Linked DNA regions of Homo sapiens: region 2 is linked to region 1. A link is a loop called in an ENCODE intact Hi-C map of the cell type or tissue named here. Cell type or tissue: natural killer cell. All regions are shown on one strand. Links, peaks and the distances in the headings refer to the core of each region. The heading gives the core; the rest is flanking DNA.

The links. Peaks named below come from ENCODE experiments on the same cell type or tissue, not always from the same donor. Only the 100,000 strongest peaks of a DNase experiment are listed, where the experiment ranks them.
Region 2: a loop joins it to region 1, with 11 times the contacts of the local background. A loop is called at or near these places in 12 of 110 quality-filtered maps.

Annotation. Positions count from the first base shown.
Region 1 is chr1:93,811,145-93,817,932 of GRCh38, reverse strand. It overlaps a transcript of BCAR3 not described here. Among named protein-coding and RNA genes, the nearest start is that of MIR760, 32 kb to the left of the region's middle. RefSeq lists an enhancer at 3,320-3,860. In natural killer cell, for the core only: a CTCF peak has its summit at 3,758 (motif pointing right); a DNase peak (open chromatin) is centred at 3,742.
Region 2 is chr1:93,302,046-93,308,833 of GRCh38, reverse strand. No RefSeq gene overlaps it. Among named protein-coding and RNA genes, the nearest start is that of CCDC18-AS1, 40 kb to the left of the region's middle. In natural killer cell, for the core only: CTCF peaks have their summits at 3,814 and 4,025 (motif pointing left); a DNase peak (open chromatin) is centred at 4,003.

The sequences.
Region 1 (6,788 bases), core at 1,084-6,083:
GGACTGGCAGAGCCAAGAGGGCTGAGGAGGTCTAGGGGAAGGTGAACTGGGAGGGTGGGAAAGCAGGGAGGAGGAGAGCCCCTTGGCAAAAAGTGCTGTGGGGCAAAATACTGCAAAGATGCTGGGCAGGGATGTGGGGGGGTAAACAGGGCTAGTCAGCTGTAGCCCATCAAAGCCAGGATGGAGAATGTCATATGTAGTTTGTGCATGGATGTCACCTTGAGCTGGGAAGCAACTCAGAGACTTACAGGGAAGGAGAATAGAAAAGGAGTAAGATTGGGAATGCTGCCAGAGATGACATGGAGAAGCACAGGGAAGGCCAGAGAACCAAATGGCTAAGGGCACAGGCTTTAGAGCCAGCCTAACTTCCACCTCTACCTCTGCCACTTCTGAACTGTATGAAAGGTCACGACACTCAACTTTCAGAGACTCATTTCCTCATCTGTAAATGAGAGAAAAAGAAAAAAGTTGTCTCATGGAATGTCTGTGAGGTTAATACAGTGAGATAATATAACATGTAAAATACTTAGCACAGTGCTCAATAAATGGTAGCTTTCAAAAACCATGGAAGTGACCCACTGGGAATGCTGGGCTCTCAGCCCCAAAAACCAGAGAGCAATGCCAGACCATGGTGCCTGCTGCCCCCCGCACTGGGGGTGACCCCCTTCAGCCCCTGCTTTGATGCCCAGTGGCCCATTTCTTCCCTCATACTTAAAAGTGCCTGCTCACATATAAGGCTAAATCAAACTCCTGCAGAAACATGACAGGAAGCTGAAAAGATAACATAAAGCAGAAGCAGGGATTCCTGTTACCAGAACAGTGTTGGTTGAACAGGATGTGGGGGGATCAGGGAAACAGATGGCTGAGAAGCAGATATTGCGGAACCATCCAGGAAGTTATTGCCCTCCCAAGCTCAGGACAGAGGCTAGTTCTATTATTATGACTTTTTTTTTTGAGGGGGTGGTGGTTTAATGTACTGATTGCTTGCCTGCCCCTGAAGGCAGTTTTAGGACTTCAGCAAAATACAAGTTAGCACCTGTTTTTGTAAGTATAGCTAAGATAGTTTTAGTTTGGGGGGTTTTGTTTTGTTCTATCTTCATTTTTTGTTGCATTCCTGAATATCTTGTTCCTAGCTATGGTGGTTGTTTTGACATTGTCAATCAAGAATTCAGTGGGCAATAGCTTAAATGCCTTCAGTATTACCATCTATTGCTTGTTTAAACAGAGTTTTAATTTCTTTTTTTTTTTTTTTTTTTTTTTTTGAGATGGAGTCTAGCTCTGTCGCCGAGGCTAGAATGCAGTGGTGCAACCTTGGCTCACTGCAACCTCCGCCTCCTGGGTTCAAGCGATTCTCCTGCCTCAGCCTCTTGAGTAACTGGGATTACAGGCGCCCACCACCACACACAGCTAATTTTTGTATTTTTAGTAGAGATGGGGTTTCACTGTGTTGGCCAGGCTAGTCTCGAACTCCTGACCTCGTGATCTGCCTGCCTCAACCTCCCAAAGTGCTGGGATTCAAGCGTGAGCCACTGCGCCCAGCCCAGAGTTTTAATTTCTAAAGGATTTTGTGAATTATTCACCAATGAAAGCAAAGCTATAAATTGCAGCATAATTTCAAAATATTGCTTGGGGGATATGATCATGAGAAAACATAAAACTCTATTCTCCTGTCAATTCCTGAGCAAAAATTATCCTACAGTGATAGAATAAACTAGTCACAGTGGGCTTTCTGTGCAGCTAATTTATTTTATGTGCCTACTGTGTGCCAGGTATAGCACTAGATTCTGGGTATACAGTGGTGATTAAGACAGCATAGTCCTCACTCTCTTGGAATTTTCTAGTATAGTTTTCCAACTAGCAGCTGGCCTTTTGCATATCTGGATAGCCTGAATACGTACCTCTTGTTCTTTCAGTAGTAATAATATGTTTGTGAATGTTCCATTCACATTCTTCCCCAGCATCCTTTGTATGTAGAGTGTACTATACACATGGCTGAGGGATCAGGGAAGGTGTGAATCAGATCCTGTAAACCTAGCACAGGCCCTGACCACGGCAGCATTCTTCTAACCTCCTAATCAGTGAGATAAGTGTGGTTGCTACCTAATAAACCACTGTAAAATTACATTAGAACTCCTCATTTATATTTTTTGGCTCAAACATGTTCTCCGTGTGTCTGTTGGTGTATAGCGCATCTCTATACAAATGTACATGGCCCTTTCCCATGTTTTATTTCATTTTCCCTTCAGAAGAAGCCTGTGCAGCAGAATGAATCAGGCAATGGTATCTCACACATGGATGAAAAGTGACTTCCCTCCCCATTCTTCTGGGGAGGGCTGCTTCCCCGCTTTGCGAAGCCCCACCTCTTACAACCTAATCTGCAGCGCCAGCTTTACCAAGTGAGGTTCACTTTATATTCAGCATTTACTGAGTCATCAATCCCCAGGAATCTCAAGATACCAAAAATATGGAGACCCCACAGAGAAAGCTCAAGTTCACTACTGCAAATGCCTCTGTTCTGAAGAGTAAATTCGAGTAAGAAAAGAAACAACTAATCATGTTTATGCTGAGAAATGTTTCTCTTCTTTCTCTCCTTCTTGATCTGCTTATTTCTCATAGTTCCCCGTCTCTGAGCTTCTCCCTGGGGCCTACAAAATGCATCTCGCTGGCATCCTAGGAGAGCACTGAATAAATATAAAGTGATAATGAGGAGGCGGCAGCTCTGGGCCACCTGGGAGGTGATAAGTGCAGCCAAGAGGCCCGGTGGGACCTGAATGCCTGCTCAGACAGCCCAGGGATCTCAGGTGTGATATAATTGTTGCTCAGCTTGTTTCCTTTACCCAATAAACTGTAGCTCTGTGGGGGCAAGTTGTATATTGTGCTCTCCATATAGCCCTAACGCAGTGCCTGGTGCTCCATAAATAGTTATTAAAAGTAGGAAAGAAGGCAGGCAGGCAAGGAGGAAGGAATGTGTGGGGGTGCACCTAAGCTTCTGAGGTTGTACAGAAAATGTGGACAGAAACCTAAAGTCTAGGTAGGAGCGGAGTTTGCACTCCGTCTTTTAAGACAGAATCCCTGGGTTAGTTCAGGTGAAAGCCCCGTGGATTAAACCTGTTTGATGCCTGGTTTGTGGGAGTCAAGGGATGTATGCGCCTCCTCTCCTGGCTGCCACACAGGAGCTGTGTTCAGTCTCACAGGGGCATCATCAGCCTGGGAGCAGCTGTGTGGCTGTAACACCAGTGGATGCCGGTGTAACAGCTGGTACACACACCAGTGGTGACCCCCAGATGGGCCCACAGGGCAGAAACACTAAAGGCCAGGCCTCCTTCTCCATGAGGGCTGCCCAGAGTTCCTTCACAACAGCGACAAAGGCAGAGCCCAAGCCCATTGGAGGTTTTGCAGGTAGTGGACGTGAGTCCTGAAGAGCAGCTTTACCACTCCAGGGACCACCAGGCCCTGCCCGCCTAGAAGTCATAGCAGCCAGTGTAGACTTTAGCTTAGGAATACACTGCATGACCATCTCTGTGGGACCCCTTCGCCCTCAACCATCCTGTGAGATGTGGAAATTGAGGTTCAATAAGGCTGAATAACTTGCCTAAGGTCACACAACCAGTGAAGTGTCAGAGTTCGTACTCAGGGCATCTGGTCCTTTGTCAATCACATCAGCAGAGGCATAGCAGCTGCAATGTTGAGAATACACTTGATCTTAGCCAAAAGGCCAAGAAGTGATGCAATGTTGAGAATAACCAGCAGAGGACAGCCTCCACCAAGAGGCCATTTACTGCCTTTGCAGAGATCAAAGCTAACATACCAGTATTGGGGCATATGTCACCATGTGCTCCCTGCTCCCTGACAAGATACACTGAAAAGGATCCAACATCAATTCTGTGATTTTCCTGTCATAAAAAATTTACCTAAACCTAATCCTGAAATACCAGATAAACTCAAAATCAGGGGCAGTCTGCTAAGCAACTGGCTAGTACCCTTCAAAATTGCTAAGGTCCAAAAAGTCAAAGAAAGGCAGAACTGTTCCAGGTTAAAGGAGGGCCATACAGCTAAATGCAATTAAATGCAATAAATGATTGATCTTTCATTGGATCCTGGGCTGAGAAAAAAGCAATACAAAATGTAAAGGACATTATTGGGACAATTGACGTAATCTGAATTTGAACTGTGGTTTAGATAGTAGTATTGTATCAATGTTAAGTTTCCTAAAGTTGCAATCATAATATGTTTACATAACAGAATGTCTTTGATCCCGAAATATTAAGGGGTAAAGGGGTACAATGTTTCCAACTAGCTTTAAAATAGTCAAGGAAGAACACAGAGATAGTAATAAGGCCACAAAAGAAATGGAGCACAATGAAAGCAATAGGTGAATCTGGGCAAAGGGCACATGGAAGTCCCTTATACTGTACTTACAATTTTTCTGTAACTTTTAAATTATATCCATATTAAAAGTGAATGAGAGAGAGAGAGAAACTGTCCTAGTTTTTCAGAGCTTTGGACTTGTGGTAGCCACACCCGATTTGAGTCAGTGAAAGCTTTCTCATTGAGGGGGTGGGGGCAGTGAGGTGAGGCCTCTTTTTAGTAAAGTGTGGCTTCAGCCCACTGTGGAGCCCTGACCTTTGCCCTGGACTGACCAGAGTGACTGCACACAAAGCTTACCTGATAATAGATTTACCTGACCTATGAGACGGCCTTTGCTTAAACATTTTGAGGGAGTGAATATAATTCACACCTATAGGTGGAGGAAGAACAGTGGACCAAGCTGAAGGCAGAATGGAGCTCTGGGGGCTGGGGACACAGGGAGCATTCCAGGGCCTGTGAAATACAGAGAAGGAGAAAGGAGGGTCATCTGGGGGAGGGATGCAGGGTGGAACCACCACCTACAGCTTTGCTGGGGCAATCCTTCCAAAAGGTAAGACTGCTGGAATCTGAATGAGCAGGGGAAATGTTAACAGTAAAAAGACTGCTATGAGGGGTAGCCATGAAAAAGGACATAGAGTAGAAAAAGCCGATGGAGATGATATAGACAATGATGTGTGTTAGAACCACTTGGAGGACTATTGGAATTCTGATTCTTTTAGGCCTGGGATAGGGGGGTAGAGAATTTACATTTCTAACAAACTACCTGGTGCTGCTGGTCTGGACCACACTGTGAGTTGCAGTGGTGTTGCAGATGATTGTGTCCAGCCCACCCTGGAGGGGTAATGCCTGTGAGGAACATGTGAGAGTCACAATCAAAGAGGTCCAGGGTTGACCCTGTGGTGCCTCTAGCTGGGCAGTAGGGATTAGGGACAGACAGCCTCATGGATGAAATGCCACTTAAACTGGGTTTCAGAGGAGCTGGGGTAGAGGAGGGCCTTCTAAGGAAGCAAAGACCTAGAAAACAGTCCAGTCCAGTTCATCATTTGGGTTTCCCAGGGAAATGGTGGGCAGAAAGGCAGTTGAAGGGCCTGAGTGCCAGGTCAGGAGTTTGGACCATATTTGGCAGGTGGTGCAGAGCCTATGGTGGAGACATGACAGAGAGAGGGCTTTCAAAAGATTGACCTGATAGAGGTATGAAGAGGTATGAAGGGCAGATAGGAGAGGGGGAGACTTGAGGTAGGAAAACTAGACAGGAGGTCCCAGCGGTGGGCTTCCTGGGACGGAAGGGCCTGGGGAAAGGGGATGGTAAGGGTGCGTGGAAAATAAGGGAGTTTAAGCATTCTAGCTAAGTGGGAAGTAGAATTACACAAAGAATCCATTTGTTCTATTAGACTTTTGGCCTTGAGTTACCACCAAAATTGATATGAAGCATTCAAGTCTTCAAAGATGTTTTTTAAAAAAATCAATCCATTAAATGTATTTACAGGACATTTATTACTAAAAATTAAGCACGAGCTTTCATATGAACATCTTCAAAAGTCTCCTAAGCAGCAAGTGGGCAGATGGAGACAATGATGTGCTGGGAAACGTTTACCAACAGGCTGGGAGTCAGGAGAGCCCTGATTTGTAGCGAATGTCAGTTTCCGAGCTATAAAATTCTCTCATAATGGCCGATTTCAAGCTAACAACATGATGTCAACTAGCTTGTAAAATTCCAAAAATATGTCAGTTGGCTCTTGGGAGCCAGTACAAGCTGTTTCTAGCACACTCCAGAATGTAGAACAAATGACAGGAAATGGTTGGAGCCACTGCATAAGTAGTGAGTAAGTTTCTTTTCAGCATTGGTTTCTGAACCCAGAAAGCCAGGATTACCTGTGGAAGAAGCTCACAGGCCAGGTGACTTTGGGCCCCAAGCATTGGAGCATCAGTTAACAACAGTTCTTTCCAAAGAATGGAAAATGGCGGATAGGTTGGATTTGTTCCAAAGCCCCAAAGCCAGGAGGATTATTTTACATAATAGAGAAGCATAAAGGAAAGGGAAGAGTCTTAAAACTAAGAGGAAAGAGACCCGGTGTTTGCACTTATCTCTGTCTCTGATACTTAGCAGCTGTGTGCTTAACTGCTTTGAGCCTCACCCTCTGTCTTTGAAAGCAAGGACAATACTAATAGTATACACAGCTCCATGCAAAGCCTAGAAGGCATTCCATATCAGTCAGACTTCACAACCCTCCCTTTCTTCCCTGCTACAGCATTCACCCCTCTCCACTTAGGTTTATGCTGCCCCAGACCCTGTATCTGTCCCATAGAAACTATCCTCTCACGTCTGAGGGATGTCCCACACCTTCAGGGTAGATCTGGAAGCCGCACTGGCCAGTCTGCTGCAGAGAAGAAGGCAAAGGGAGAGAAGCTGATTGTGTCCC
Region 2 (6,788 bases), core at 1,036-6,035, 510 kb after region 1:
AATTTGGGAGAAATACATGGAGCTAGGAAATGGAAAGGAATAAAAAAATGAGCTTTCTTCTATGAAAGGTACTTAAGGGCTGGGCGCAGTGGCTCATGCCTGTAATTCCAACAGTTTGGGAAGCCGAGGTGGGCAGCTCAAATAAGCTCAGGAGTTTGAGACCAACATAGGCAAAATGGCAAAACTCCATCTATACAAAAAATACACCAAGCGTGGTGGTGTGTGCCTGTAGTCCCATTTACTTGGGAGACTGAGATGGGAGGACTACTTGAGCCCAGGAAGCGGAGGTTGTAGTGAGCCAAGATGGTGCCACTGCACTCCAGCCTGGGTGACAGAATGAGACCCTGTCTCAAAAAAACAAAGAAAGAAAAGAAAAGGTACTTAATATCTTCAAATATTCAAGATCTGAATGAGAAAAATGTAATTTTAGGTCAGGTGTATATAAAAAGTATCCAGCAATTTCATAGCTACTTATCTTCATGGACTGTTTCCTTGGTTGGTTATCTCTGTCACTGTTCATATCACACCGAGGGTTGTTACCTGCTGGCTTTCACATCTTCCTGTTCTTTCACTCATTGACTAGACTTTTCACTCATTTAATCACTGTTTTCAAACATCTCTATGTGCCAGACACTGGAGTAGAGATGCAAGGGTGAGTAAAACACATGAGATCCCTGCCCTTTCATTACATTTAATGAGAAGAGAGACAAAAAAAAAAAGTGGATACTTTCAGATTATGTTAAGTGTTATGAAGAAATAAAACAGGGTAATGGGGCTCAGAATGACTTTGCAGGTGAGAGATAGGTGGCTGGAATATTTTAGATAGAATGGTGAAGGGATCTGAGGAGACAATTTGTACTGACAGCTCTGGGAAGTGAACAAAGAGAAGGAGCCAGCCATGGGAAGAGTTCCAGCCATAGGAAACAATAAGAGCAAAAGCCTGAGACAGAAATGCATTTGACATTAAATGAGAGGGCTGTAAAGCAGGCCTATGTGGCCAGGGTGCAGTGAACAAGGGGAGAGTGGTAGGAAAGCTATGCAGGTCTTAGAGGCTTTGGAAAAGAGCTTCAGTTTTTTTCTAAGAGCGATGGAAAATTATCATAGGGTGTTAAGTAGGGCAGAGATGTGGTTTTGTTTTTAGAAGGCTCTCTGGCTTCTCTAATAGTGGGCAAGAAGATAAACCTGGAAAATAATTAGATGGCCACTGCAGTCATCCAAGCAAGACATGATGACTTGGACTAGGGTGGTAGCTGTCACAGTGGTGAGAAGAGGTTTGATTCAAGTTCTTTTTTACATATGGGGCTGAAAAGACTTGCTGATGGATTGGTTTGAAGGTGGTGAGAGGAAGTACTAGGTGAGTGGGGATGCTTTATTCAAGATGTACAAAACTGGAAAAGGAGAAATTCTGGAAGAAATTCTAGAGAAAAGGAAATTCTGGAAAGACCAATAATTTTTCTCAGTCTTGTTACATTTGAGATGCCTTAAGAAATACAAGTGGAGATGTGAGAAGGCAATTAAATATTCAAGGAGATTAGGGGGGTTGAGTAGAGGAAGAAGTAACCAAGAAGAAACACCAGTGAAATAGGAGGAAAATTGAGAGCATATGGTTACAGAAGCCAACTACAGAATGGATTTTAAATAGGAGGAAATGGTCACCTCTGCCAAATTTAGAGTGGTCAGATAGGAGAGGACTGAAAATTGACATAATCTTTGGCAAGGTCAAAGTCACTGGTGACAGATCTGGTAAATATTATTTCAGCAGATGCAATGAACATATAATTGGAGTGGGTTGAACAGAGAAAGAGAAGTTAGAAAGTAGAGAGAGCAAGTATAGGCAACTCTTGATAAGCTTTACTGTGAAGGCATGCTGAGATAGAGGGCAGAAGCCAGCAAGGATGGAGAGTCTAGAGAGAGTTTAGTCAAGCAAGACAATACTAAGGCATGATGCAGAAAAGAGGACACATAATGGCAGGAGTGAAATCCTCAAATAGGCAGGAGGGCATGGGATCCAGAGCCCTGGAAAGGACAACCTCATTGTGAAAGGAGGGAGAACATGTATTCAGATTCAGGTAGGTTGGTAGATTCGATGGTGGGAAGATATAATTACTGCCTGAGGCTTCTGTTCTTTCAGTGAAGTGTAAATTGAGATCACCAGTTGAGAGTGAGGAAAGATGAAGTGTTGGAGGTTTGAGGAGAGAGGAGATGTGAAATAAATAACTTGGAGAGTCAGAGATAATGTCATATTCATATTTGTATCCCAGCATCCTACCACAGTGCCTGGCACATAGGAGGCACTGAAAAACAGTTTTGAAGAATGACTGAAAGTCAGAATCAGAAAAGAAAGAACAATGATACACACTTAAAACTTACATCTTAATACAAGAATAACATATTTGTAGAATATCTTGGTTTATAAATGTTTTAGCATCTACTTGAATTTACTCAATAAATTCCAGAATACTCGAGGAAGGAGGCATACTTGCAAAAGGTAATTTAAGACAAGATGACCTCTTTACACTTTATTTACAAGAGCACCTTTCTCATTAGGCTGATTTTTTCAAGAGTAAGGAGATGCTGTCTTTTCATCTTAATATTCTCAGGACATGCATTAAATAGTGCCTGGCACAAAATTAAGTGCACAATAATGCTTTTTCGGTTTTTTGTTTGTTTTTGAAACAGGGTCTTGCTCTGTCACCCAGGCAGGAGTACAGTGGTGTGATCACAGTTTACTGCAGCTTCAACCTCCTGGGCTTAAGTGATCCACCCCAGCCTCTCAAGTAGCTGGGACTATAGGCATGTGCTACCATACCCAGCTAATTTTATTTTTTGTAGAGACGGGGTCTCACTATGTTGCCCAGGCTGGTATCAAACTCCTGGGCTCAAGCAATCCTCGTGTATCTCCCAATGTATTAGGATTACAGGTGTGAGCCACCACATGGGCCAGTAATGCTTTTTTGAATAAATAAATGACTATAATCACATGGAGCTTCTAATCTCCAAAGGATTTACAGGCTGAAATAGAAAAGTCTCCAAAAGAATTTAAATACTTCAGGGATGAAAAGCCAAAGTGGATTGATTATAAAGACAAACAGATGCTTTAGGGACATTTTAAGGGAGTCACAATATGCAACCAAACATTTCCACAAAACTTTCTTTGTAACATTGTTTCAAGAATAAAAACCTAAATGATTTTGGGTCTCACTAGCATGGCAATTTTTATATTTGTTTGAGTTTATAGGCTCTTTTGACCTTTTCTCTATAGTAGTAATAGATTTTTGTCCTTTTGCCTAACACTGTGCATTATAGTGAACTACATTCCCAGATACCTTAGAATCACCCATGTTTATCCCTTTCCTCCTCTAGGAGGGCTCTGAGAGATTTCATTTCTGTCCTGCTGATGAAGTCTACGTTCATTCAGGGCCTGCTGTGGAAGACCAGCCCCAAAGGTGTGTTATACTAAGTAGGCAGATTCTATCTCCATCTAATTCCTAAGTTAGGCTTTTCTTACTCCTAGAGTTCTGTATAGCATGGCCTTCTTATTTCTTGTAACATTGCTTTTGGGAATAAAATGTTTGAAGAAAGGAATATAAAGAAGAAAAAATGCTGGGGAATATATAAGGGAAAAAGAACAAAGGTTGAAAAACAGAAACAGAGAAAGGGAGGAAAGATAAATCTGACCACTTTAAAGTCAGTCAGTATACCTACAGACATTCAGTTGAGCAATAAAAGAATGGGATAAACTATGCAACTGAGAAAAAAAATGACAGAGGGGCAGGAAAGACTGGTCATTTTGTCCTGTAATGAAGACCACAGAAGTCATTTTTACGTCAGGGTGAAATAATTGTGGCCATAGCTATCTCTGGTCTCATGTTTATACATCACTACAAATCACAAGTGAGAAATAATATAAACATATTTACTAAGGCTTTACCAAGAACAGTTGGCTTTTCAGATTTAGAAATAGCTCAAAGGGGAAGGAGGTATTACTCAGTCATTATGTGACTGGCACCCTCTAGTGGCTGTTTAGATTTCCTGCATGTGGATCCTAATTGCATTTTGAGGAAAAGACCTTTAGAACAAAAATCCCAATACTCAAGTTATATGTCCTGACATACGGCTTTTTTTCAGTGTGCTTTGGCAGCAAAGCTAAGTTAGAAGTGTAGAAATAGGGGAAGATAGATTATTTGGGTGTAACATACTTTAATTATTGAAAATGAGCTACATCGTTGACAAAATGAAATGGCAGCGAGAGAATAGCAAGAAGTCCATTCAAGGGAAGTTTTTTCTACCCATTTGTCATTGTCTTCATTCAACTCTACAGAATTTCCACATGGGAATTTAACTCTGCAAATGAATCTATATGATGCTATTAATTGATATTTACATATTAATGAATGTACTTGGAAAAATATTATTCAACTAGGAGTCCTTTTCTTACAGTTTATACGTAAAGACCATCCTTTTATTTATGCTAAGATAGCTCTTTGCAGAGCTTGATATTATGTTTTGTGAATTTCCTACTTAATCCAGTGTTAAAAATCTTCGCTTTTATTCTTTACCATTGTCGACCTAAAGGTAGATGCTAAGGCACAAAATATGATTTAAAGAGTTTACTTAAGCTGGGCACAGCTACTCAGGAGGCTGAGGCAGAGGATTGCTTGAACCCAGAAGTTCAAGGCCAGCCTGGGCAACATAGCAAGACCCCATCTCAGGACAAAAAAAAAAAGTTTACTTGAGCCAAGATAAGGACAGTTGTTCTAAAGACTCAGACCCAGTTACCTTGGATATGAGCTCCGTCAGCCTCAGTTACAAGCAAGCTTTCAAAGGAAAAAAAGATAATTAAAAATTATCAGGAGTGGGCTGATAGAAAGTTGTTTGACAGGCCAGGTGTGCTGGCTCATGCCTGTAGTCCCAGCACTTTGGGAGGACGAGGTGGAGGACTTTGAGACCAGCCTGGGAAACACAGTGAGACCCTGTCTGTACAAAAAATAAAAAAATAAGCCAGGCATGGTGGTGGGCACCTGTATCCCCAGCTACTCAGGAGGCTGAGGTGGGAGAATTGCTTGAACCCAGGAGGTTGAGGCTGCAGTGAGCTCAGATTGTGCCACTGCACTCCAGCCTGGGTGACAGAGACCCTGTCTCAAAAAATAATAATTTAAAAAAAAGTTGTTTGACAGGAATTCTCATTGGTTTACAGAGATAACATTAAGTGTTTGACTGTACATTGTTGAACGATACGATATGAGTTCTGGTGTCCAGCTGTAGCATTTCATGGCTTCTTGGTGTCAGCCTCGGGCCCACGTAGCAGGTGGCATCAAGAGACAATTATTTGGCCAAGTGCAGTGGCTCACACCTATAATCCCAGCACTTTGGGAGGCCAAGCAGATGGATCACTTGAGGCCAGGAGTTTGAGACTGGCCTGGCCAATATGGCAAAACTCTGCCTCTACTAAAAATATAAAAATTAGCCAGGTGTGGTGGCATGCACCTGTAGTCCCAGCTACTCGAGAGGGTGAGGCATAAGAATCTCTTGAACCCGGGAGGCGGAGGTTGCAGTGAGCCGAGATCACACCACTGTACTCCAGCCTGCGTGACAGAATGAGACACTATCTCAAAAAAAAAAGAAAAGAAAAGAAAAGAAAAGAAAATATAAAAGAAAAAAAAAGACAATTATTTAGCCCAAGGGGAAGTGAAGTGAAGTAACTGCTGTTTCATTCTAATGCCTGTTTGGGCCTGATAATTTAAAAGGGCTTACATTCCTAAGATAAAGTCTCTTTTCTTCTTTTTTTACATTGTTTTTAGTGATCAGGAAAGAGTAGTATGTTTGATATAGCGACAATAATCCAAACTGATCATGAGATAACTAACCATGTTGTGAGTTGTTTGCTAGCCTAAGGCATTATTCAATAGCCAAAAGCAAGCTGTGGTATTGACAAGATCCTTTCACTGTTGCACTTCTGGTACTGTAAAGAATGGACTAGATCCGGGCAAGTAAAAAGTTAGCTGGCTGTTTTGTTAGTCCAAGGGAGAGAGGATGCAAACCTAACCTAGAGCATTGGCACATAGGATGGAAAAGATGGGTTAGACCAAAGATATTTCTGAAAGAGAATTTCAAGATTAGTAACTGAATATGAAAGGAGTGAGAGGGGGAGGAATTAAGAATAACTCTGAGATCTCCGGCTTGGGAAAATGGGTGGATGATGACACCATTAACTAAGAACAGGAATATAAGATCATTTGTATTTGTACAAATACAAATTTGGAATTCAAGGTTAAGATTGGCATTTGAGAAACAGATTTGGGAATTAATAAATGAAGCTATGAGAATAGATAAGGCCATCAAGGAAGCACACTGGAGAAAAAGGAAGAGGTCCAAGGAAAGCAGTGCAACATCTAAAGGCAGCGAGAAAGCCCAAAATAAGAATTATCGGAGTGACGGGAAAATGGCATTTGAGAAGATCACAGAAGAGAGAGCATCAAGGCATGGTAGTCTACAGTGTTAAATGGGGCAGAAAAGTCAAGTAGACTGCAGAAAAAAAAGCCAGCCGTTTTGCAATGAATTCAACAGGTTAAAATAACTACCACTTGTAGAGGAGGAAAAAAACTTTTCCCTATCCTCTTAGGTTCAGTACCTGGGGCCGTACAAATTAAACTAGCAAAAGACAGATTAACAAAAGTGAAAAGTTTATTACATGAGCCTATTGGAGCTTCATAGAAAAGTTGTGAAAGCCTCCAAAGGCCAGTAGACCCAGAGGCTTACATATCATTTTAACAAAGTATGGACAAAGG